Regions from separate parts of the Mus musculus genome. Here all the other regions are linked to region 3. The links are chromatin loops, found by intact Hi-C in ENCODE. Cell type or tissue: heart. All regions are shown on one strand.

Region 1 (8,000 bases), 600 kb before region 3:
CCCTATTCACAGAAAACTGTGCGGCTGGGCTTCCTGGAGACAGTGCAGTATTACGACTGGCCACATCAGCTTAGCACACATAGTGGGGTCTGTTCCCTGTCTGGCCGGCTTATGCTGGGACTCTCAAAGCAATTCATTTTCCGGTTCCTCCCAAACTGCCTTGACTTATTTTAGTCACTGATCACAACCTTAGAAGTTCAATGAACAAACTCAGATCCTGTTTGCTCCTGCTTCTATCAAGGTTTTGCAGGAGACGCCAGGAAATAGGTTAGAGAACAAAAATCTAGCAGAAGAGGGAAGGTTTCAAATCCCTGATCTAGGTTTAGGATTCCAGACTCAGAGCCACTGCGCAGAACTAGCTAGTAAATGGTCGTTCAGGTTTTTGTCCACACGGTGGCGATATTGTGCTGTCACAGAAGTGAGAGCCCCTCTCGAGGTGGGGCCTCTAGTTTCTAATTACCCTTCATCTGTCTCAGGGTTAACATGGAAGGGGCCCCAGCACAGTCTTTCTCTAGTCAGTCTGTCAGTCCTCATTTTGCAGGCAGGACCTGCTGACCGTCAGCGATAGAATCCCGACAGCTCATTACTAGGCAGGCTTGGGGCAGGGATGTGACTTCTGTCAGATGTTTCTAGGTGAGAAGCAGGGATAAAGCAGTTTCCTATGGGACATAACAGGTGCCTGTCACAGCTTAGCTTGGTGCTTACCACACACACACACACACACTGTGGGGGTGGGTGGTATGAGATATGCTGGCGTTAGAGTCTGTTAGAAGATCAGGCTGTGGCACAAGGCACCTCCTCTGAAGCAACATACAGGGTGCCTATGTGAATCAGTGCTACAACCTTCACACTCCCAGGCTTGGAGTTTGTGTGTTACCCACCTGGAACCTGTGTAAGAGAAATTGGTTCTTCCAGCCAGTGGCCCTCAGGCAGTAGAGCTTCTTGAAGCTGTAAAATGATAGGAGAATTCAGAATTTAATAAAGAATGGCACTTCCTATTTTTTTCCCCTTTCTTTTTTGTTCTTTGAGTTGGGGTCTTGTTGTGTACCTGGTCTAGATCGCCAATCCTCCTGCCTCACCCTACCATGCTGGCCTACGTGGTCTATGTATGGAAGTTTGCTAAATCCCCACAATAGTCCTATGTCTACATTTTTCAGAGAACATGAGGGGACCAGGACTTTAGGTGACCTTCCCAAAGCCCACACTTAGAGGACAGCGGACAAAGGATCTGAACACAGGTGGCACAGCCCCACAGCCACACTATCTATTTATTGTGCTGACACAAACGTCCACTCCTTGTCCTTGGTGTGTATACATACTACCCCTGATCCACAAAGAACAGAGACTAACACTTGGAGTGAATGAAGGTGGTTCACACTCCTCACACAAACGTCTGTAAATGATTTAATTTGGGGACCTGTTTTCCTGTATGTCAGAGAAGCTGCCTCAGGGTGGCTGAAAGGTGTGAACCAGCATGTGGGAGTTATTTTTCCAGGCATGAGTTCCCCCTGAGCTTTCTAAGCTCGGAGGTTCATTTCCAGGCTGGGCCTTGCTCTAGGCTAGTCATGCAAGTGCCTGCCTTTGGTTTTGCCAGCCTGGGAAGAATAGGGGTCCATCTACCAAGCAGGTGACTTCAGAGCCATCTCAATTTTTTAGATTAAGGATGGTGGATGGGGGGTAGCAATGAACAGATATCTTAGGCCAAGCTACTTGAAGTGGGGTGACAATCTGCAAGGGATTCTGGGAAGCTACTGAATGCTACTGGGAATGATGAGACTGAACCCCATAGTAAGAGCAGGCTATTTCTCTCCTGGTTTTAGATCTTAATGCATAAAGGATGGTGTGGGCTGGAGAGATGGCTCAGCGGTTAAGAGCACTGACTGCTCTTCCAGGGGTCCTGAGTTCAATTCCCAGCAACCACATGGTGGCTCACAACCATCTGTAATGGGATCTAACGCCCTCTTCTCGTGTGTCTGAAGACAGCTACAGTGTACTCATATAAAATAAATAAATTAATTAATTAATTAATAATTAATTAAAAAAAAAGATGGTGCAAGCTTGCCTTCCATGGAGAGACACGCATGACTCTGGCAGGTGCAGAGGTGACAGGTGCTTGCAAACCCCTGCCAGCAAGTCCTAGTGACAGCTGTGGCCCAGCTCTGCTCTGAGACAACTCTTTTGAGCTCATGACACAGAGACCGTGGAAAGCGGGACACAGGAAGCAAGCAGCCCTGCCGCTCACAGAATGACTGTCCAATGCCGCACGGAGCAGATGTGTATGTCACACTAATGGCCGCCAGATTTGTAGACCCGCAGGGAGAATATTTAATGGAGACTCCCAACTCCAGGTTTCAGTGAGGTCATCCTGTCCCCCACCTCTCCATCCCAGTTCTGTCATCCTCTGCCTGCAGCTGTATGCCACGCCCTTTCCATTCACCTCCCTTCATTTCCTAAAAAGCCCGTGTTTCCAGGCGTAGGTGGATAGGCTCCGTTGTTGTCGGTCTGTTCCGTTGTCTCAGCATCTTCCAGCAGGAGGGCCCTGCTTTCCTGGGGCATGGGCTCAACTTTCCCTTCCTCTTAGCTCATATGCTTCCCCCACACGTCGTCTTCGCCTTCGAGGTTATCGTAGCTTCTTCCACCACACCCGTGATCCATAACAGCTTATCTGTGCGCCAGCTTTCTGCCACTCCATATGGTCTTGCTTAACTCAACAGGGGAATTCTTCAAGTCCCGCCTAGCCTGAACTCCAAGAACATGGTGTGCAGGGGTAGAGGCAATGAGAGGAGTTCCTCCAGGGAAGGGCGGAGGCTCCCTCAAACAGGAGCACATCCAGAGGCCAGCCCTTAAAGGAGAGCACACCTTAGCCCTCCCTAATGAGGGTCATAGCCTAGACAGTCTACAGGACAACACAGGGTCATAGACTCAGGAACAAAGGAAATCTGTTTGAAAGATTTAACCGTGGCAAAACAAGACGAAACACCGAGTTATTCATATAAGCCACGGCAGGAGGAAAGACTTTTTGTTCAATAACTCAGCATGGTGCCCTCTCTGATTGGGACAGAGGGCACTTGATGCAGGATGCCATGTTGACTTGAAGTTAGAGGACAACTTAAGCTGTCAAACTCAGTGAGTGGCAACTGGACATTATAGACCAAGCCAACACTGGCTGTGTGCAGGGACTTTTATACAACCCTTCAGCTTCTCAGTGTAAGGTGTTTTCTGAGGGAACCTTTAGACAGTGACGAATACGGGCCTCCACTTCAGCAGGAAAGAACCTTAGCCTGGAAGGTCTCCCAGGCCCCCTGGGAAGACTTCGAATGACTTCAAGTTGTGAGAGGAGGACTCACTGCACTTTCACTGTTTGTCCCCCTGCCCCTGTCCCTCTGGGTCCACTGCTGGGTATTAGAGATGAACAGACCTGAGCTCATCTGCTGAACAGCGTGAGTGGCAGGGACAATCAGTGGCATGCAGCAAACACCTTGTAGATATCTCCTGCTTCATTCTGCAACGTGTCCAGGAAGCAGGTCAGCCATTCCTGCTGCACAGGAGCATCAGGCCCAGAGATGCCCTGCAAATGCCCTGCTTGCGATGTCTCAGCAAGGGGAGTGTGTGCTACAGCTGTCCGGGCAACAGTGGAGTTCTGACCTTCTCTGGAGGCCTGACCGTGTCCACCTGGGGATCTAAATTGCCAGAACTCTTTTGCCAGGTAATAAACTCGCTGGCGAAGGCACATGTGGAAAAGGCTAAAAGAAACGTTCGCTAGCTGGACTGCATTGCCTCTGTTTCCAGATCTTTCCCGTTCTGTTCCTTTGGCTACCTCCAGTAGCTCCTGGGCATTTCCCTTCCACAGGGGCCAAACCATCTGCTTCCTCTTACTCCTCTGCCTGGGGCAATGTGGATGGAGACATGTTTCCTTGAGGTCTTGGCCATGGGCAGCAGATCATCATGTTCCATCCTGAAGTCCAGGACTGGCTCTTACTCCTCACCAGCGTCCCCTGAGCCCTAAACTTCTGTGGAAAATTGGCTTCAGACGATGCTTCTGCAGAGGGATCAGGGTCCACGACTCGCAGGTACCTCTGCCTTGAGCCAGGCTGTGAAAAAGATGGTTAGAAAGTCTGCTGGGGGCAGGAGATGGGTGCCACTGCACCTAGGGCAATCCCCTTTGTCGGATTTCTCGATTCCAAAGGTCAACATGCCAATTACCCGAGAAACAAGAATTTTCATGGAACTGGGTTAATGGAACCAAACAACTCCATTTTGTTATTAAGGGATTTTGAAAAAAAAAACAACCCAAGTGACATTTGGATAGTTTGGACAAGTTCATTAGGTGCTTAAACAGAAAACGTTTAATTGGATTTTAAATGTTTTGTAAAGACTACAGAAAGTTCACTTTAGTTCCGACCTTGCAGTTCATTCCAGGTAGAACACAAGGGGGCGCTCACACACTGTACTTAAGCGCGGTCAGTGCGGCGCAATGAGATAGAAGCATGGTTCAGAAGGAAGCCTCCGCCCAAGCAATCATAGCATCCACGGAAGTTGACCACCTATGTTCCCACAAAGGGCGACATTGTACTTGTTGTGTGTCATTGGGAAGGTGGCCTTCCATGACCGGCTGCATCAGCGTTCCTATGCTGTAGGTTCAGCCCTTAAGGGAATTGGGGCGCAGGCAGTGCAGCAGGAAACCGGGCAGACTCCTTTTAAGGCCCAGTGACTCCTGAGCCTCCAACACTGCTCATGTGGAAGGAGATTCCCTGCTGTGACAGAGGCAGGTAAGGGTTGGAGTTGCAGGCTCGGGCTGGGTGCAGTGATAGAGATCTTTAATTTCAGCACTTGGCATGCAAAGGAAGGTGGAAGGTGGATCTCTGTGTGTTTGGATCCAGCCACACAGTGAGGCTCTGTCTTAGAACAAACAACAAAGAAAGATACAAGCTTCCTTGGCTGATGCCTTGGTTGGCGTTAGTCTGGGAGGCCAGGAAAGTGGGTGCATGGTCACAGCTATGGGGGACTTAAGCATTTTTAAAATTTCTTTCTTTCTGTTTGGTTGTTTTAATTCATCTTAGAGCAGGCCTCTAAGGGGCATCAGCTAAACACAGCATTAACGATGTACAATTAAGACTAGGCACAAACCCTCCTCATATTAAGGCTGGACAACTGAATAGGAGGAAAAGGGCCCTAAGAAGTTGGCAAAGGGATCAGAGACACCCCCCCCCTTCCGCCCCCCATCCCGTTGTTAGGATTCCCATAGGAACACCACGCGACAAGTATAACATACAGAGGACCAAGTGCAGACCCACGCAGGCTCAGTGATTGGCCGCTTCAGTCTGTGAGCTCCCAGGAGCTGATTCTGGGAGTTGAGTTCTCCTGGTATCCTTGACCTCTCTGGCTCCTACAGTCCTTTTTGCCCCCTTCTTCAAGGTTCCCTCAGCTCCTTGAGAACTTCCGATTTGGCTGTGGGTCTCTGTATCTGCTTCCATCAAGCACGGTTTGAGCTGGGCAGTGGTGGCGCAAGCCTTTTTTAATCCCAGCACTTGGGAGGTGGAGGCAGAGGCAGGCGGATTTCTGAGTTCGAGGCCAGCCTGGCCTGCGGAGTGAGTTCCAGGACAGCCAGGGCTATACAGAGAAACCCTGTCTCGAAAACAAAACAAAACAAAACAAAACAAAATACATTTTGATTCAGTTGGAATGACAACTTTCAGGAGTCCACTCTCTCCTTTCACACTGGGGTCATTCTCCATGGGAAATGCCTTTACCTGCTGAGCCAGTCAATGGGACCTTCCTTTTCCTGTGGCCGCCTGGAAGTGTCTCTCAGTTCAGGGTGGGCACTGCTTGGATTCCATTCTATTCAACATATCTGGAAACCTTCGCTCCCTAAAGCGTTTCTTCTCAAAGGTTAAATAAATCTGACACATTTAGGCTTGCTTTTCCAGTCTCTCTGCTCATTTACTAGGGAAGCTGAAGATATGGCACGCCCAGCATAAGCAAAGCATCTCTTGACACCATTCCCAGTGCTGGAGTCTTCAAAGAACATCCGAGAGCTGGAGGAGTCGGCCTGCTCTGTGAAGAGATTCCAACTGGTGTGTGTCCTTGCTGAGGGTTCTAATTGCCGAGGAGGAGGAGGAAGTATGCTGAGGGTCACAACAAAGACAGGGTCTGGGGGTGTTGCCCAGATTGCTCTCAGAACTCTTGGGCTTAAGTAACTCTCCTGTTGCAGCCTCCAACTCACTGGGATTTGTGGCATGCATCATGTTAGTTGGCTTTTTGTTGACTTCTGTGATTGTGGCCCAAGTTCTAAATGCTTTATATTCCCCTCTCATTTAGTAAACTCCAAAGACACTTGCTGATTTCTTATCAGGGACCAAGCTTACTTTCCCCAAGCACTGGAATATAGCTCCAGTGTGCTGGCTCTCCCTCCACCAGAACCCTCACGCCCAGTCTTTCCGTGCCCCAGCTGTTAGTGTGTGCTGTGGGGGGTTCCAGTTCCCTTCCCATTCACTTTGAGGAGGGTGAGCAGGGCAAACACCAAGCTGCTCCTCTGCCCACCCACCTACCATGGGCAGAGGGAACCAGAGTTCTGGGACATAGGCTTCTGCCCAGTGTTTCAAGAGGCCACCTCTGAGTGTGCTGAAGGTGTCAACACAGAGGGAGGACCACAGAGGGGACTCCTTCCTCAGCTCTCCTACTTGTCACATAGATGTGACATACACACATGGATGTGCAAGGAGATGTGCAGGTTAGGGGATCCTAACAATGTGCAATTTAGTCCAAAGTGAATCTCTGTAGAGACACCCACTGAACGAGTTTGCCCACATAGGTTAGAATTCTCACACGAGTCACAGGGAGGTGGGATGTTGTGGACCAAAGCTCTGGAGAAACTCCGTATGTAGCATGGGCTGGCCACTAGAGGAACAGTGCCACTTAAATATACCCTCCTGCTTAAACCTCAACCCTTCCTAAGGTCAGTGCTTTATAAAGCTGCGTCATGTGTCCTGGAGTAACAGCGTGGGCACTGGAGGAATACATGTGTGAGCATTTGAGGGCTAGCAGGAATAGCTGTGTATCTAGCTAGCGGTCCTGCACCATGTGCATGCTACTCTCTGAGCAAACAACTACCTTGCAAGGTAGTTTAAACCACATCTAAATGCTGTTAAAATAAGAACTCTGGATACTGAGAACAAGGCCCAACTCTTCAAAACCTCCATCTATAATGCTATCAGTGCCTGACTGCATGAGCTCACGTGGTGGCTTGTTCTGGGATGCTGAGGCCCCTGAATCTGTAGGAAGATACCCGCTGAGCCTGGAAACAAACTCCCTGTCGTTCTGTCTCACATCCTAAAGCTCCCAGCAATGCCCACTTTTACCTTTTGTTCTGGATAGCTCACCTGCCCAGTCAGAATAAGCAGGGTAGTGAGTCAATGTGTGTTGGCACCGTCCCCTACGCCTGTGACACTCTTATCTCCTCCTTAGTGACTTTGGTTAACTGTCACTTTTGGCCACCTAACTGCACTCAGCCTATGAAGACATTTTTCCTTCAGCGATTACTAACCTATATAGTCCATTCCCTTGTTTATTGTTGACCCTGCTCCCCACCCTCTCAGGCCAACTCTACCAGGGCAAGATCTGTGCTCGCAAGCCCAATACCTGCTTTTTGGGTTTCCTAATGCTTATGAATAGAAAATGACTTGCAAGCCACCGAGAATGTTTGGGATAAGCAATCCCATAAACCCAATTCAGTGGGTGAATTCTGCTAGAAAGCAAGAATGTTAATAAGCTAAATATTGTACAACCACCCTAAGGAGGAACACTTTCCTCAGCCTTCCTTCGACCTGCAGTGACAGTGTTCTAGGATGTATGTGTGTGCGACTGCACACGTGTGTGTGTGTGTGTGTGTGTGTGTATGTGTGCGTGCACACACTCCACCCCTAAGCTGCACCAGTCTCCTTGCAGACCCCCAGTCAGAGCTCATTCTTAGGCTGCTTTCATTTGGACAGCTTCCTTTAAAA
Region 2 (8,000 bases), 460 kb before region 3:
TGACAAAGTTCACCCTTCAGCCCTGCTCCCTCCCCTTTCTCACTGAAACTTCAGTTTTCTGGGCTGAGCCCCCAGGCAGAAATTCTGTTCTCCTTCCTTCTTGAGCTGGATGTTGGCACTGCCAAGTTCTGCCGGGGTTGAGCGCCAGGTTGGCAAGGTAGCCCATGCCCCTTGATCAGAACCAGCTGGGCATACAGAAGTTGGACAGTCTCTTTCCAGGTCCGGTTCCCTCTAACGACTTTTACTTACAGGAACCTCAGTTCTGTACCCAAAGACAGTCCCAGCTACCTTGTCCCAGCCCAGCTTCCTCTCCTAGGAAGTCTCAGAGAGTCTCAGATAGTAGAGAATTGCGGGAAGCAGGACCAGGAAGGACAGGGCTCTTTAGCAGTTTTTAATCTCCCTTTGGGAGAAGCAGGTGCCTGGGAACTGTGGAAGACTCAGGATGCTGGGAAGAGACAGAGCCAGCGCCTCTACTGTAAATTGGAAGGGATTTAGGGATTGGGAAGTAGGAAGCCGGGAAGGCAGAAGCTAATGGAGTTACTGCTGTTTCTCAGAAAGAAGAAAGTCCCCTTTGGGGTTGGGCTTGGGAGCGCGAGGGATCCCCCCCCCCCCGTGGGAAGGGAAGAATTGAAAACCATCGAGAGGCAATAGACTGTTAGTCAGGGTCTGCGGAAGGTCCTACCTGCAGGTCGGTCCCATAGAAGGCAGCCATGGACGCATCAGCCACCAGAAGTGTTTCCACGAAGCGAGCCTCGGACACAAACCTCTTGCTTCTAGTTTTGGATCCGAAGGGTGGTGGCACTTTGCGGGAGTCTTCTGTCTCTTTGAGCAACCCCTCCTTGTCCTGCTTCCTGTCCTCTTCGTTGTCACTTCTCTCCTGTCCCTGCCCATTACCCATCTCCACCTCCCACTCCAGTCCTTGAGGGAGGGGGAAAACTTCGGCGGCAGCGAGCCCGGGGTCTTCGCGGCGCTGTCCCGGCCCCCAGCGCTGCAGGCGATGAGGCTGGTCCAGGGAGTCCCCAGCGCCCTGTGGCTGGATGGTGAACTCCTCGCCTGCCAGCAAGAACGAGCCGCTCAGCCCGCGACACAGGCTCATCGCCGCCAGCGACTCCCGTTCTCCATTCACTGTGCCAGAGAAGAAGCAGCCACGCAGTCCCGGCTCGCCCCCGGCCGCCGCGCTCGAGCCCCCGAGGCGCTCGATCTTGAATTCCGGCGCCAGGAAGCTGGCGTCAGGCGCCAGGCGCAGCACGAAGCCCTGGCCGAAGGCGGACAGGTGGAAGGCGAGCTCGCTCGCGCTGCCGGGCAACCGCGTGGGCACCACTAGCTCCGAGGCCTGCGCCCCGGTTCCCGGCCCCGCCGGGGCGCCGCAGACGAGTGGCGGCGGCGGCAGCTGCAATAGCAGCAGCAGGAGGGGCGGCCACCCGGTGGTGGTGGGGTCGCGGAGCATGGGGGCAGAGTGCTGCGGAGCGCGGGAGAGGGAAGAAGATCGCCGCGCGCGGGCAGGTGCTGGTGGCCCGAGGCGGCCGGGCCGCTCTGTCCAGGAAAAATGATCAATCGGATGGGGAGGCCGACTCGGCTAGCGGCAGCAGGCGCGGCGGTCCCCTGGCGGCCCCTCTGGATCGCGCAGCCCGCTCCTCCTGCGCCAGCCAACCTAGCAGAACTCGAGCAGCTGGCGCCCCGGGCCGCGAGCGCGCGTCCTCCGCGGCGTCCCGTGCAGTCGCCTCCTTCCTCGGGAAACACCGAGTGGGCTGCCGAGCCCTTCGTATTTATACTTCCTTCCCGGCTTTGACATAAGAGGTTTATTTTTGATCGCTCACTATTCCCGTTTCCCCTCCCCTGGGGTCAGAGACAGAAACAGAAAAGGAGAGGAGGGGAAAAAAAAGGGATGAAATGTAAAACCAATCAGGAGTCAGTGAGCCCCTCCCGATAGTTAAGTAGTTAAGTGTCAACTACAGCTTTTTTTTTTTTTTTCCTTTTTACGTGACTACGTGAAGACCCATGCCAATTCCTGTAATGCTGGACAGTCCCCCTGAAGGCGAGTCCTAGATGGGAGAGACACTGGCTTCTTCTTGTGCAAGAGCCAGGTGCTGGGGACAGACACACCCTGCTCTGGCCTCAGAGACAGTATGCAGATTTTTGTACAAACCTGGCAGTGTTAAAAGAGGTTTGTGGGAAGGTTCCAAAGCCTTTAATGGTCAAATACAAAGTGAGAGGTAGGAAAGTCATACTGGAATCACGCTGTCCATTAGGAGCACTTCAGAACTTTAAAAATGCCACCTGGTCAAGGTTGTTTTGTTGCTTGCTTCTGAGCATAGTGGGGGTAGTGAGAGGCTACTACCAGGAAAGTAAAATGGATTCAATACCACTACATTTCTCGTTTCCTATGGGAGGAAGTACTTCACCAGTCTGTCTTCTGATGCACAGCTCTGCCAGTTGCCTTGCTGACACGGGGAAAGGTGGCCAGGTCCCTTATACTGTATTGCCCACAGCTCCAAATACATCTAAATATGTGGGGAGATAATTCACTCTGCCACCTTCCTACAGAAGAGAGTGGGATCCAGCAAGAGTGATGACCGTCTTAAGACCACAAACCACAATCTTTGTATCCACTCTAGTATTACCGGTGCAGGTCTAGATTGGATTCAGAATCAACGTTCTCTCAGTACCAGAACAAGTCCTAGCCCCTCGCCCTGTGTCTTTTCTGAGACAATCATGGAGGATACAGCATTTGGCAGCTCACCTACCCCCAACTACGCAGCTCTTTGCTTATGTGAGGGTGCCTACAGTTGAGTCATTCTTACTTCGTTTGGCCGATCCAATCCATTTCTGTAGCTGTGAAGGATTGGCCTATGCAAAAGACTCCTTGGGACTTGTTACCTACAAAGAGGAGTCTCTTAAATTAACTTGTGTCACTACAGAACCTAAGGAAAGGCCCCAGCACCGCAAGCTCTCTCCACTTTTATAGGACTGCAAAGGAGTGGTTGAATCTCCTTCCTTTGCTGTATAGAGAATTGGAAGTTTGGGTAAAACACTCCTAGAGGCAGGGGAATGGAAAGCATCTCTGTTTTCTACCAAAAATGAACAAGATGCTCATCCCTCAACAGTTTAATATCCCTGGGACAGTGTGACCTGTACGGTTAAATGAGCAATCCCTTTTGCCTCAGGGCTGTGGTGACATTTCAATTACTGGTCTTAGCCATTAAGTTCCTTGTTCAGTATTTTCCAGTGTATCCTTTTCCTTTTTCTTTTTTCCTGGTTGTTGTTCTTTTCTTTCTTGAAACAGGGACTCACTGCATAGCCCAGGCTGGCCTCAAACAGGTATGTGCTGTGACCTCATGCCTGGCTTTCAACTTCTGGTTTTCCATAGTAGTTAGGTCCTTCACGTGTGCGAGTGCCTTCTTTCTTCTTTGTGACTACTATTTTATTGGAGTGCCCAGCTTCTTCTTTCTCTTTAGATGTTAGAGGCTATAACCAGGCTCGGGGAAACTAAGTGTTGCTTGTGTTTTCATTTGGGAAATCTCTGGAAATTGCAGCTGCTACTGTTGTAAAACAGAAAGAACTACTTTGAAGGCAGACACTGAACTGGGCTTCATCTTTGCCCAATTTCATCAACAACTACAACTACAACCACACAAAAATTGCTGTCTGGCAAACGATCTTGGGAGCCAGCCTGGCTGCTAGGTAGAGACCTGCTGGATTCCTCCTGATGCCCCTGTGGTAACTTCCAGGGAAATGCCTGCCATTCGCAATGCAACCACAAGGTGTCATCCGTACCTTAGTTATGCTTAATCCAAGCCTTGCAGGGATGGCGGATGACTTGCAGAGAGGACTCTGAGAAGCTTGGTTGGTGAAGTCCATACAGCAAAACAAACACTATCCCAGCCCACCATGGAAAATCTCAAATGGGCCGATTTTGGAGTTCCTACATTAACGTCTTGAGCTTCAAAGAATATAAAGGCTTGACAAACTGCGGTGCATGGACTAAGACTGCTTCTGTATATTCCATGTGCTAAAGAAAAATGTTTTACATATTTTAAGTGGTAAATGTAAAAAAAAAATAAACGATTACTATTTCACGATCTTGAAAATGCCATGAAATTCAAACTCCAGTGTTCGTAATAGAGTTTACTGGCAAGAGACATTCACAGACCCTTTGGCTGCATTTGAGCTATACAGGATAGGGCCGAACGAGCTTAGAATATTCACCATCTGGATTTTTCTATAGAAACGTTGTTGGCTGAATGTAAAACAGTGTTAGTTTAAATTTCTTAAATTTGGAGTGGCATGAGATGCCACATACAGGATTCTCAGCAAGTAAGATGCTCAAAATAAGTTTTTTTTTTTTTTTTTTTTTGCTATGAATATGAATGTGGAATTATTTGAAAAGTTAAGATATATTTGTTTGGTCTATAAGTCTATATTTAACATCTATTAATTATTTAATTAGTGTTTAAATAATTAATTGCTTTTGTATTGGTTTGTACTATAGGCTTATTGTACATTTTAAGTTGTTTTTTAGTTTTTTTTAAAGTATGTTTAGGTTTGTTTATTTTATAGGTATAAGTGTTGTGTCCACATGTGTGTATATGGACCATATGTGTGCCCATGGAGGTCAGAAGCAGGCATCTGATCCCCTGGAACTGGAGTTACAGGTAGTTGTGAGCTGCCATGTGGGTGCTGGGAATCAACCCAAGGACCTCGGAAAGAGCAACCAATGCTTTTAACTGCTGGTCGTTCTCCTCACCCTCTTCATTTTTCTGAAAATATTCATTTATTTATGTGTGTGTGTGTGTGAGTGTACGTGCATCTGTGCATATTCTACACATGTGTGGAGGCCAGAAGAAAGCACTGGCTATCCCACCTTACCATGCTCTGCACTGGGTATCCCACCTTACCTTGCTCTGCCAATTCTTTTGAGGCAGGGTCTCTCCCTGAGCCTGGGATTTATTTTTTCTTGGCTAGGCTGGAAGCCAACAAACCCCAGAGATTTTCCTGTCCCCATCTCCCTTGAAACTGGTTAGGAGGGACATGGGGCTTGCATGGGTGCTCACTAGTATGCAGAAAGCTCTCTCAACTGGTGAACAGTCTTCAAAGCTCTGAACCTTGTTTTGAATTAATTCATGCTGTTTCTGTTTATCACTAGTAAGGTGCTTACCCCATGTATTTATAGTATACACTAAATTCTGATAGTCTCTAGGCTTCCAGATTCTATCAAAACTGGGCAGAACATTAGTGGTCAACTAACCCACTTCCGCTTGCATTTTGAAGAAGAGGGCAAATGCAGGTTTCAGTGATTTACCCAAAGTTGTGTAGAGGATGGTGGCTCTCCAGCTATAAATGCTATGGTACCTTCTACAGGAAGATAGAGACTGCATTGCCCTAGAGGTTCCTTCGTAATTTGTGCTTTTTCCTTAACACCAAGTATCAACTGTGGCTGAGGCTTTTTTTTGTCTTCTATGCTCATTTTCATTGACTTGGTCTCATTTGCTCCTTACTAGAGATAGCTGCCATCTTTTGAGTGCTTGCTGTTGCTAAGCACTGATCTGAGGAGTGAATTACACAGGTAATGTGCAGGCTTGGGGTGCTGATGTAAATGAAGTGCTTAGGGTTCCTTAGATAACAGTTGTTGGACAGGATTCTTCACCAAAGTCATGTGCAAACTGCAAATTAAATAGAACATATTTTTGGGGGGGGGGAAAGAACATCTCACACAGAGTTAGCCCATCGTATTAGAGAGTTAGAAAGGAATGTTGGGATACAATGGATCAATGTCCTTCCTTGGGAAGATACTTAGAAGTCGTCTTCTTCTTCTTCTTCTTCTTCTTCTTCTTCTTCTTCTTCTTCTTCTTCTTCTTCTTCTTCTTCTTCTTCTTCTTCTTCTCCTCCTCCTCCTCCTCCTCCTCCTCCTCCTCCTCCTCTTCCTCCTCCTCCTCCTCCTTTTCTTCTTCTTCTTCTTCTTCTTCTTCTTCTTCTTCTTCTTCTTCTTCTTCTTCTTCTTCTTCTTCTTCTTCTTCTCCTCCTCCTCCTCCTCCTCCTCCTCCTCCTCCTCCTCCTCCTCTTCTTCTTCTTCTTCTTCTTCTTCTTCTCCTTCTCCTTCTCCTTCTCCTTCTCCTTCTCCTCCTCCCCCTCCTCCTCCTCCTCCTCCTCCTTCTCCTTCCCCTCCTCCTCCTCCTCCTCCTCCTCTTCCTCCTCCTCCTCCTCCTCCTTCTTTTTTCTGGAGCCTGGCCCTTCTGTCAAGGTTTCAAAAAAGAAAGAAAATGGCTTCTTTCAAAGTCCAGCCATAGCCCTTATACATAAGTCAGCAAAGTTCATTCTTTCTAAACCTTTGTGTGCCACAAGTATGTTCATTTTCTGTCATTTAAACTATCATGTGGTGGCCACAACTCTACCTGTCAGTCACTGGAGAAAGGACTTCACAGGCTGTCTCTATCCTGCCACTGAACACTCATCTCAGGCATGCTACAATCCATCTCCAGCATCAATTTTGCATTGACCCACACCTTCTGTTTTCGTCTGCACACGGTCCTTGGTGTCCATTAGTCATGTGTAGAAGAGGTTCAATGTGTACCTTTTTCTTTCCAGTCCTTTCTTAGTCCCAAGTGAAACCTCTGGAATAGAATTCCATATTTCCAAAACCATTTGTTCCTGTTCTCAAGGCCACCCTAGCAAAGAACCAGTTATTCTGGATAATCCCTGCTCTCATCTGGCTTCTGTGTTATGTTCAGACGGTGTCCACAAACGACCTTATGGTGATACTGACTTTTCCTTCCTAACAAGAGTTTAACTGATGTAGAGAAGCAAAGGTACCACTAGCTCTGCTTGTGTCTTCAGTGTATGCTAGCGGTGCACAAAGTTGCTTAAGGGATAATCCCTTGCTTCCAAGTCACACACACACAAGGCTGTCCAGGGTTCCAGATAGAATGCATCCACGATTACAATCTGTGATTACTATGTAATTGACTTTTGTAAGAGTTACCTGGATAGTGGAGCAGTATAGGCAGTAACTACGGCCACAATGAGAACAGTCACGTGGCTGCATGTGACCAGAAGGTGGCGCTGCTCTGGAACTTGGTGTTTCTAGAAGTAGCTATGGTGTCATGAGAGATTATAAAAAACATTCCTTCCTAATTTTACAGATCAGAAAGCTGAATGCTCACCAGATTCCTGGCAGCCATTCATTGAAGGAGGTAAACTGCCCATCTAATTTAATGGAACCCGTGTGCTTTTTTTTTTTTTTTTCCTGCTAACCTTTCTTCACCTCTATCTGTGGTCTTCATTAAGACCAGTGCCTCTCAACTCAAGGGAAGCAGCAAAAGCTAAGATGTTTTCAGTGCCTGAGACCACCTCGGTCTCAAGAATGCCTTGGCTCCCGTGCAGTGCGCCCAGTTAGTTATTAATGTAAGCAATACAGTTACATTAAAGTGCCACTATCTACTGCAACCACCAGATGGGAGTCTTGTTACATTTACCCTTTTGTAGCTGCTACAAGAGGGTCTGAAACCTCCTTAAACAATGGTCTCATTTCCATATAACCATTTAAGCACACAGACACACACACTCCCGACTTTGTACTCATTTAGCCTTGTTTTGAAAGAACAGGGAGGATGACTGGAAGGAGCTCAATGCTTCGGGCTGGAGAATGAGCTTTTCAGACAGGGTAAGGTGCTTACTCAAAACGATCAAGGAAACTGAGGTAAAAGCTATTATATTTATGAATATATTTACTGTAATTTAGAATGTGAAGTGCCATGGCACAAGTAATGGTGTATAAATCTCCACCACCATCATCACCACCACCGCTATCAACACCATCCCTACCACCACCACCACCATCAGCATCATCACCATCACCACTACCACCACCATCACGGTCATCATCTGTTTACCTACCTGGCCTGGGAGAACAGTTGTAAAACATCTGGAATAAATCTCACCACATTTCCACCCAACTCTCAAGCCCAGTTGACTGGAATTCTCACCTGACCTTCTGCTTTGAGGAC
Region 3 (8,000 bases):
TGAGAACAGGTCAAAAAGAATTGTAGCCACGTGGATGTGTAAAAGTGCCAACTGGTTTCATGTGTATGTGGTAGAGCTGAGATTTATTTGGTATTAGGACCTCTGCCTGCAAACCACTGACCAGCACCCTACAGAACACACAGATGCCTGTTATCTCAAAGGTGATGCACATATTCTGTGAGAAAGGACAAGGGGAGTGGCCTACTGATAACCTGTGAGCCTCTAAGAGCAGATGTTCTGGGTGCTGGCATCACTGACAGGCCCTCATTGTAGTACTCTACCCTGAGTCACTGCATTGTTGGGTGTGAGCTTTCTGCTGGCAATTCTACTGTGAGACAAGCAAACTCAAGATTGAGGATACTCGTCTTCAACAAGCAAAGTGCCGGGTAGCTGTGGGCTTATCAGCACTGCCAGTGGGTCATGCGGCACAACCCACGCTGGGCATAACCCTTTCCAAGTACCCTGGTATCCTTTTGTCTCCTCTTGACGCTCATGATTCCCCATGGTGTCCTGAAAGAACCCCTTCTATTTTCTACAGAGAATTTATCTTTATATGTTCACGTATTATTTCTACTCAAGAGGATTTAGGTGAGAGAACAAGAAGATACGAGTTCTGTGTTCTAGCAATCTAACACCTGGGATCTACTTCCTGCTCTTGTCACGTAGAGATGTGCAACCTGGCTAGCTTGTTTCACACTTAGAGTTTGTTGATTTGTGGAGCAAAGTGCTGTGCAGTTCAGCTGGGGACATGGGTGGGACTAGGGTCATGCTCATCGCTGTAACTGGGAACTTAGGCTGATGGGGCAGACACTGTCTGCAAGGTTTCCGGCTGGCTGAGCCAAAAGAAGAAGAGTGCTGAAGGGTTATCTCTTTAGCACCCTAGGTGGGTAGCAAGCCCTCCTGAGCCTGGTTGGCTAGAAGTGGTCATGTGGTATCATCCAACCACAAAGGTCTGGATGGTACATTTCTCAGTGGTGCCAGGAAAGCAGAGTTGGAGATGTTTGGAACTTTATCCAGCAAGTAATTAGCACCATAGCTGGCAACACTCTCTACACTCACTTCATGCTAGCTACACTTTAGTTCAGATCTGTTCTCCATAAAGCAGGGTATAGGTATTATTTTAATATATTTAAAAGTGTTGCTGGCTAGCTAGTTATGGATGTATTATGCCTCTCATTCAGAAGTCCCTAGCCCTAATTTAAGAGAAGATTCATAGTACTTGATGTTAAAGTCAAGGCCAGCATCTTGGCCAGGGGCTGGAATGACTAAGGGGGTTTCACGGAGAGGAACCACCTGAAGTGGTTGGAACACCCAGGCCCTTTGGTAAGAAGCATCCAGGGAGGATTTTAACAACCACACAGTGTTTATAGTTATTCTGTGTGTGGATGGTCTCATTTCTTCCACATTTATTTGCTGATTTGTTGAGTTATCTATTAGCTGTTTACTAAATGTCTATATGTGCTAGGTTCTCAGGTATCGTCATTGAAGAAGATGAATATGTTGGCTTTTGTGGAGCTTGAGTTTTAGTAAGAGTAGAATGGTGGGAAGATTAGGAGATGAGACATTGGGGATTGGCCCTTGTTCTCTTGTCGATTCACCGTGATCTTTGGACCTGGCAATATAGCAAAGGGTCTATGTGGATGTGCTGGGGAATGAGGTGGCCTGGGTTTGAGTCGCTGTCTTGTCCCTTCCTTACCGAGATATGCAAGTTATTTTAGTTTGAAGCACCTATGTCTCCATCTACAAGGGTATAAACATGGGTGAAAATTTCACAGTTAAAGCAATCTTGGAGAGTTTACTAGCAAGAGCACCGAAGCCAGAACTTGACATCCTGTAAGTCCATTTGGATGTTAGCTACTCCTGTCAGAGTGGGCACTGCCTCTCTCTAATTCAGCACCACTATCAATTGAAAGAAAGGTCCTAGGCTCTTCTCCCTACCAAATTCTTTGAGGAAATCCAAAGCGAGTGCACATGTGACCCTGTGGACTACTGGCTATTTGTTCCATGATATTCCTCATGATCTGCCCCAGCACAGTTTGCTTATTGCGTTTCTCTTCTTCCCAGTGAAGCTAAGCGCGGGATTCTTTGTCTCTTTGAGAGGTCTCTGCCTCACTGGTGGGTTTTGTTCTTTCCTGGAACTTTGTGCACCACTTCGATACACTTCACTGATTAAAAACATTCTCTCCATAAACTTCAACACACTGGCAAGGGATCTTTGCCACAGAAACTCCCAAGAATGAAATTACAGGCCTCTTTGTGTGGAGAGCAAACATTTGGGAAAGAAGCCACTTTAACTCTGGGTGTGCCAACTCATACATGCTCCTAGATGACCCTCCCTGCCACACTGTCATAGATGCCATAGTGCCTCAGTAAGTGACCCTGCAAAGCGGTACTGTGAACCTTCCCACACTGTGAACTTAATACTTGTGTCTTCCTCAAATTTACGTGGTGATATTTAAGACCCTCAGGGTGATGGTTTTGGTAGGTGGGGCCTTTGGAAGGAGATTAGATCATGAGGGTGGGGCCCTCAAGATTGGGATTGGTGCCCTCATAGAAGAGGCAGGAGAGAGTTTGTTTGTCCCCTTTGCCACATGAGGACCTGGCAAGAAGACTATTCACAGGGAAATGGTCTTTAGCAGATGCTAACCCCCAGCACGTTGACCTTGACCAGCAGTTTCTGGAACTCTTAGGATGAGATTTTGTTTTTCTGTCACATTAGTCCTGATAGCACAATGTCTGCCACATCTGTGAGGACAACCACTCAATGCTCACCCTGACATGGCAGTGGGGCTTATAAAGGAAAGGGACACCAATCACTTAATGATTCTATAGCAGCATGTGGATGTGGCTTCTTGTCTCTACATCCGTGGGTCATGCAGCATGGTGTGTTGCACAGAATGTGCTGGCTGCTAGCGATAGCCAGCTTCCCCTCCCCATCAAGGTGGCAAGCTCCTGAGTGAACCAGTCTGGGGCACATCGTGTGTAGCAGGGCAGCATGACATTGGGTGTGACAGCTTGGATGGGAACCAACACCGTCTGTCTTAGTTAGGGTTTTACCACTGTGAACAGACACCATGACCAAGTCAACTCTTAGAAGAAAAACATTTAAACAGTTTCAGAGGTTCAGTCCATTATTATCAATGAGGGAACATGGCAGCATCTAGAGTTCTACATCTTCATCTGAAGGCTGCTAGTGGGAGGCTGATGTCCAGGTGGCTAGGGTGAGGGTCTTAAGCCTACACCCATAGTGACGCACCTACTCTTACAGGGCCACACCTTATAATAGTGCCACTCCACTATTATACAAACCATCCCACCGACTCTCACCACTGACTTTAGGAAGCCATCTAGACTCAGCAGATCTCAGCGTCTCCTCCATAAAATTGAAGCCTAAGATGAGTGAATGATAGCATGTGCCTTCTTCACTGATGGTGACTATTCATCTTGTAATAAGAGATGTGCGTATTGATCTGACTGAGTCAGCAGATGACAGAGCTTTAATTCTGGATAGTAACAAATTGATATCATGTAATCTTTGTTGTATTTCTTGGCAGGGGAAGGAAGAGAAGAGTGGAAAAAGAAAAGGAAGGGGAGGGGAGGGAAGTCAGAGGAGGAGGAGAGAAGAGATCCTAGAGTTGACATCAGGTCAAGGTTAACCACAGCTCAAGGGAGACACAGCTACAGTGTCCTATTCAGGTCTCCTATAATCTTGTGAGTTACTTACATGTCTGCACAAGAAGATCATTTGCATACTTGCAAATGGATGCATGCATGTACTAGGGACATTGTTGCTATTTGTAATTGTACGAAGCTTATTGAGGAGGAAGTCTGTCAGGGAAGTCCGCACACCACTTGCTGCCCTGACCTGCTGGTTCTTGGTCTCCAACTCATTCCTTAGCTGTGATCTTTCACGCTAGAAACCACCTCCGGTGCTGTCCATCTCCTCATACCCATGTCTAAGAAGCCCTTCCTAAATCCTTCCCAAGGAAGCCTGTACTGTCTGACTCTGCCCTCTGCAGCTCTCCGATGCACCGTTGAGGTCTTTCTCCTAAGTGCCAGGGGTGACCTGACACTGTGACTCCTCATCCCAGGCTTCCAGTATCCTCACCATTGTATCCAGGATAAGTTCACCAAACAGGACTTTAGTCTTCTCTATTCCGGACTTCCGGCTACCTGACACTACAGATTTATGCTGGATGCAGAGAAAGCAGAGGACGCTGTGTAGAAAAGGGATGGAAGGGATCCCAATTTCAGTCTCCTCTCACAGGCAGAATATGAGCCCAAGAGAGCTGGGCCTCCTCAAAAAGACTCTGTTTGGATCTCTTCTTTTCATACAAAGAGATTGGGACTTGTTGTTGCTTCCCGGGGTAGTTGGTGACCTTAGTCTGGGAAGTTACAGCACCTCCTAGCTTCACTTTCCCATGGCTCCCCACACACAAAAGCTCTGACTTCAGGCTAGCTGTTACTGCTGGGTCTTACTCCATGACTAAGGCAACAGCGCCACCTTCTGGTCTTAGTGCCACAGCGGTGGTGCTCTTGAGTGCTCTTGTGTGCCCTCTTGTGGACTTGTGGATGATGAGGCGCAGAGAGAGGTGGCTGGAGAACCTCCCACGAGGTGTCTGATTTTGTTGGCTAGTGTAGAGGAAAGCCTAGAAATTAAGGCTTTGCAACAACTTAGGTGCAGAGGGTCAGAGGTATAGCTATGGCGAGTTTCCAGACCCACATGAGATCTTATATTCTCTGGTGACAAATATAGCAGTGGAAATGATGTTGATGGAGAGAAAGGATTTATGGAAGATGGTGGGAAGGAGCTGAGATAGAGGCAAGGTAGAGGAAAAGAGAAGGGGATATTGTTCTGTCCCATCCTGGAGCCATCAACAAGACCAGTGCAGAGGAGCCGGCCTTTCCCCAGGAGGCGTTCCATGGAGTGTTCAGTTCCCTGTTTGAACTGATGGGCCCTCTGTGTTATTGGCAATAATTAGCTGTCCCTGGCTGGGGCTCAGCCTCGGCTCCTGTGTCAGCCATATAAGAATCTCAGTGTCTTGGGAACGTGAGCTAGGCTTGAAATATACTTCCCTGAAAGGCTTATTTTGTTTGGGGACAAGTCTCATACCAATCTGTCCTGCCAAGAAATTACTGCTGTTAAACTGTTGGTTTTCATTGCTGTCAAACACAATCTTCCCAGGAAAGTACTAGGCAGTTACCCTTGAAGGCCTGCTGGAAGAGAAGGCTTTTGCCTTTGTAGGACTTCTCTAGACCCCTCTGGGGGAATTGAAAACAACGGAAACACTTTAAGATGGCTGTAGACAGTGCAGCCGAGTCAGTCATCCTTGGGCTTCCCTCCCTAGGGTCCTGCTACCTACAAGGCCCCCATTAGTATCTCATAGGTCCCCAGGGAGACCAAATGGAGACCTATGGATATAAGCACAGCTTCGTTTTGACCATATGCTTGGCTTTACTTTTTATTCCAAATGCACACAGTCCTGCAGGGTCCGGCCTAACAGAGAGGTAAGGAAGAATGGGGGAACAGAATCCCGGCAGTATTTGTTCAGCCCTGGACGACTGCAGGGACAACGGTGCAAATAAATACAGTGGTTTCCTTTCCAGAATTCTTCTCAAAACATCTGGGAAAGCAGAGAGGGCAATGTTTTATCCTGTTGCCATTATTTTCTTATTTAATTTAATCTTGTTTATAGTGAAATTTATTCTATTGCAAACACACTGGAAAGTCAAAATATGGCCAGAGAGATTGCTACTTCAGATCATCCAATAGGGAGGGATTACTGTTGATTTGGAAGACAACGATTCTCCAAGCAGGTCTTTCCATTTTCCTCCCTTTCAGGAGTTGGTCTGTTTTAAAAGACCGTTACCATTTTAGCTTTTAAAAGGAAGTATTGTTTTTAAAAAATCAGACCACAGAGGCAGAGTAGATGATGTTTTCTAGAGGCTAAGGGGTTGGAGGATTCAGGAGATGTCGGCCTCACGACACTGAATTTCACATAACTTTACAGGATCAACCACATCGCACGGTGACCTCAGAAATAAAAGCATATGATACATTTGAAAATTACACGGAGTATAAATTTTAACTGTTCTCATTACAAAGGTAGTAATGACAATTATATATATATATACTATATACACATACATACACATATACAGATATATATGTATATGTATATATATATATATATATACTTACATATATACACACACACACACACATATATAACTATAATTTGTCCAGTTCCTAATTCATATGTACCATAATGTAATGCGTTGCCCCCCAAAACCACAATTTTTAATTTTCAATTTAAAATTTTGCCAAATGTAGCATGATCTAGTATACATCAATATAAAATGCTATCATGCAAATCCACTGCTGGTTAGTATTATGAAGGAAAATTAGGCAGATCAGCATTACAGTTACAAAGGATGCATGCTGTTTTTCAGATAGCATAGTCAGGACAGTGGTCTCTGAGAAGGCAGTGGTGAGACAGAAAGAATAGTGAAGAATGAGCCATTGGACATCCAGGGAAGATCATTCCAAGCAGGGGACTGATTCAGGGGGGTGCTTGGTGTGCTTGAAGACGAGAAGGAAACTGGGTAGAGCTGGGGCATGAGACCACATCCAGGAATCAGTGTTGGGCTTTGATTCTAAGAAGAAATTAGAGTTAGAGTGATACAGAAGCATTCCTGAATCAGTGGTGAGCAAGCTAGGCTCTGGGAACCCTTGTGTCCCTAGTCTATACTAGAGGATGCTCTAACGACACGCATGAATCTATATAACAGGCAGAAGTGTACAGTGATAGGAGGTGTGGGCTAAGTATCAAGTGCATGTTCAGGGGTTGGGGGCACACAGCTGAGAGGGAGCATTTGTCTAGCACCCGTGAGATCCCGTTGCAAGTGGAGAGTGTATGGCATGTAAAAGCACTAGTCTGAAGGAGTTCTAGAGATGAGGAGAAGATGGGCGTACTGAAGCACATTTAGATGAGCAGGAACAGTTTAAATTGGATCTCGAGAAGAAAGTCCATCTAGTTAAGAAAGAGTGGGCAGTGGAGGAGAAGAGAAGAGTAAATGAGTCAAACGTCTAATAACAGAGCAATGGGACCCAATGTTAGAGAGCAAACTAAGGAGGAAGAAAGCAGGGAGGTCTCCTCTTTCCAATGCTAGGTAAGTTTTGCTACTTAATCCAAAGTCTCATCCAGGGTCAAAGTGACCAGGACTCTGATGCTATTATTTGAAGAGAGGTTAATGGGCTCCCCAGAGGCTTCATCCTCTCCAAGTGCCGAAAGGGATGGTTACCTCATAGGTCAGCGGACCCACTTGCCCTTGAATCAAGCAGTCCTGTCCCTGGGGCTGTCTGGGAATGGATAGAGGCTTAGCACTGCCCTGAGTGCATGTCTTCAACCATGTGAATGGCTGTCTTTGCATTCTGTCCAAGGCTTCAGGTCCAGGGATCATCTGACAATGAGTGTGGCTACCCAAAATGAGAATGCCCTGAGTCTAGTTCTATATCCTCCACTCCCAGGGATGACGATGTGCAAGTCTCCAGCTCACAAGAGCAGAGACCGGAGTATGGGCATGGTCCCCGAGAACTGTGGATATGCAAGGTGCCCACGGTTGAGAGCTAGGCCATGGCTGCCAGCAGCAACACTCTGGTGTCTGCCTGCTTCCACCATCTATGAGATAATGTCTCTCCATTTTGGGATGGTGACATAGTTACATCAGATCTCAATGGCCAGCGCTCGCATTCCAGGCTTGAGACGAGCGTGACAACAGAGAAACCTGAGCCGAGAAGGACATTCTCGGGCTCAAGAATCACAAACCCGACAAGGAAAGGAATCTGATCAGAAAGCATCGCCATTCGGGTTATTTTAACGCCTGGATTTAAGCTGCCCTTTAACCAGAGCCCCTTCCATCCCAGGGCTTTGGTGCCAAGTGAGCCTGGGAGATGACTTTCACTTGATTTTGAACTGGAGAAAAAGGTGACATTGCCT

What was found. Hi-C counts contacts between places; a loop is a spot of excess contacts. Peaks named below come from ENCODE experiments on the same cell type or tissue, not always from the same donor. Only the 100,000 strongest peaks of a DNase experiment are listed, where the experiment ranks them.
Region 1: a loop joins it to region 3, with 7 times the contacts of the local background. A loop is called at or near these places in 41 of 42 quality-filtered maps.
Region 2: a loop joins it to region 3, with 6 times the contacts of the local background. A loop is called at or near these places in 39 of 42 quality-filtered maps.

Annotation. Positions count from the first base shown.
Region 1 is chr9:31,078,970-31,086,969 of GRCm38, reverse strand. Gm17508 (a long non-coding RNA gene) reads left to right here and starts at 4,389. Exons shown (of 2, transcript XR_870609.3): 1 at 4,389-4,769; 2 at 5,948-6,330. In heart, CTCF peaks have their summits at 382 (motif pointing right) and 4,420 (motif pointing right); a DNase peak (open chromatin) is centred at 4,539; H3K27me3 peaks cover 3,305 bases.
Region 2 is chr9:30,936,284-30,944,283 of GRCm38, reverse strand. It overlaps Adamts8 (a disintegrin-like and metallopeptidase (reprolysin type) with thrombospondin type 1 motif, 8), which reads right to left and starts at 1,722. Exons shown (of 9, transcript NM_013906.3): 1 at 683-1,722. The coding sequence starts at 1,447. In heart, CTCF peaks have their summits at 1,599, 3,756 (motif pointing right), 7,043 (motif pointing right) and 7,426 (motif pointing right); DNase peaks (open chromatin) are centred at 1,043, 1,343 and 3,763; H3K4me3 peaks cover 2,200 bases; H3K27ac peaks cover 721 bases; H3K27me3 peaks cover 3,202 bases.
Region 3 is chr9:30,477,196-30,485,195 of GRCm38, reverse strand. No RefSeq gene overlaps it. Among named protein-coding and RNA genes, the nearest start is that of Snx19, 54 kb to the right of the region's middle. In heart, a CTCF peak has its summit at 4,522 (motif pointing left); DNase peaks (open chromatin) are centred at 825 and 4,435; H3K27ac peaks cover 604 bases.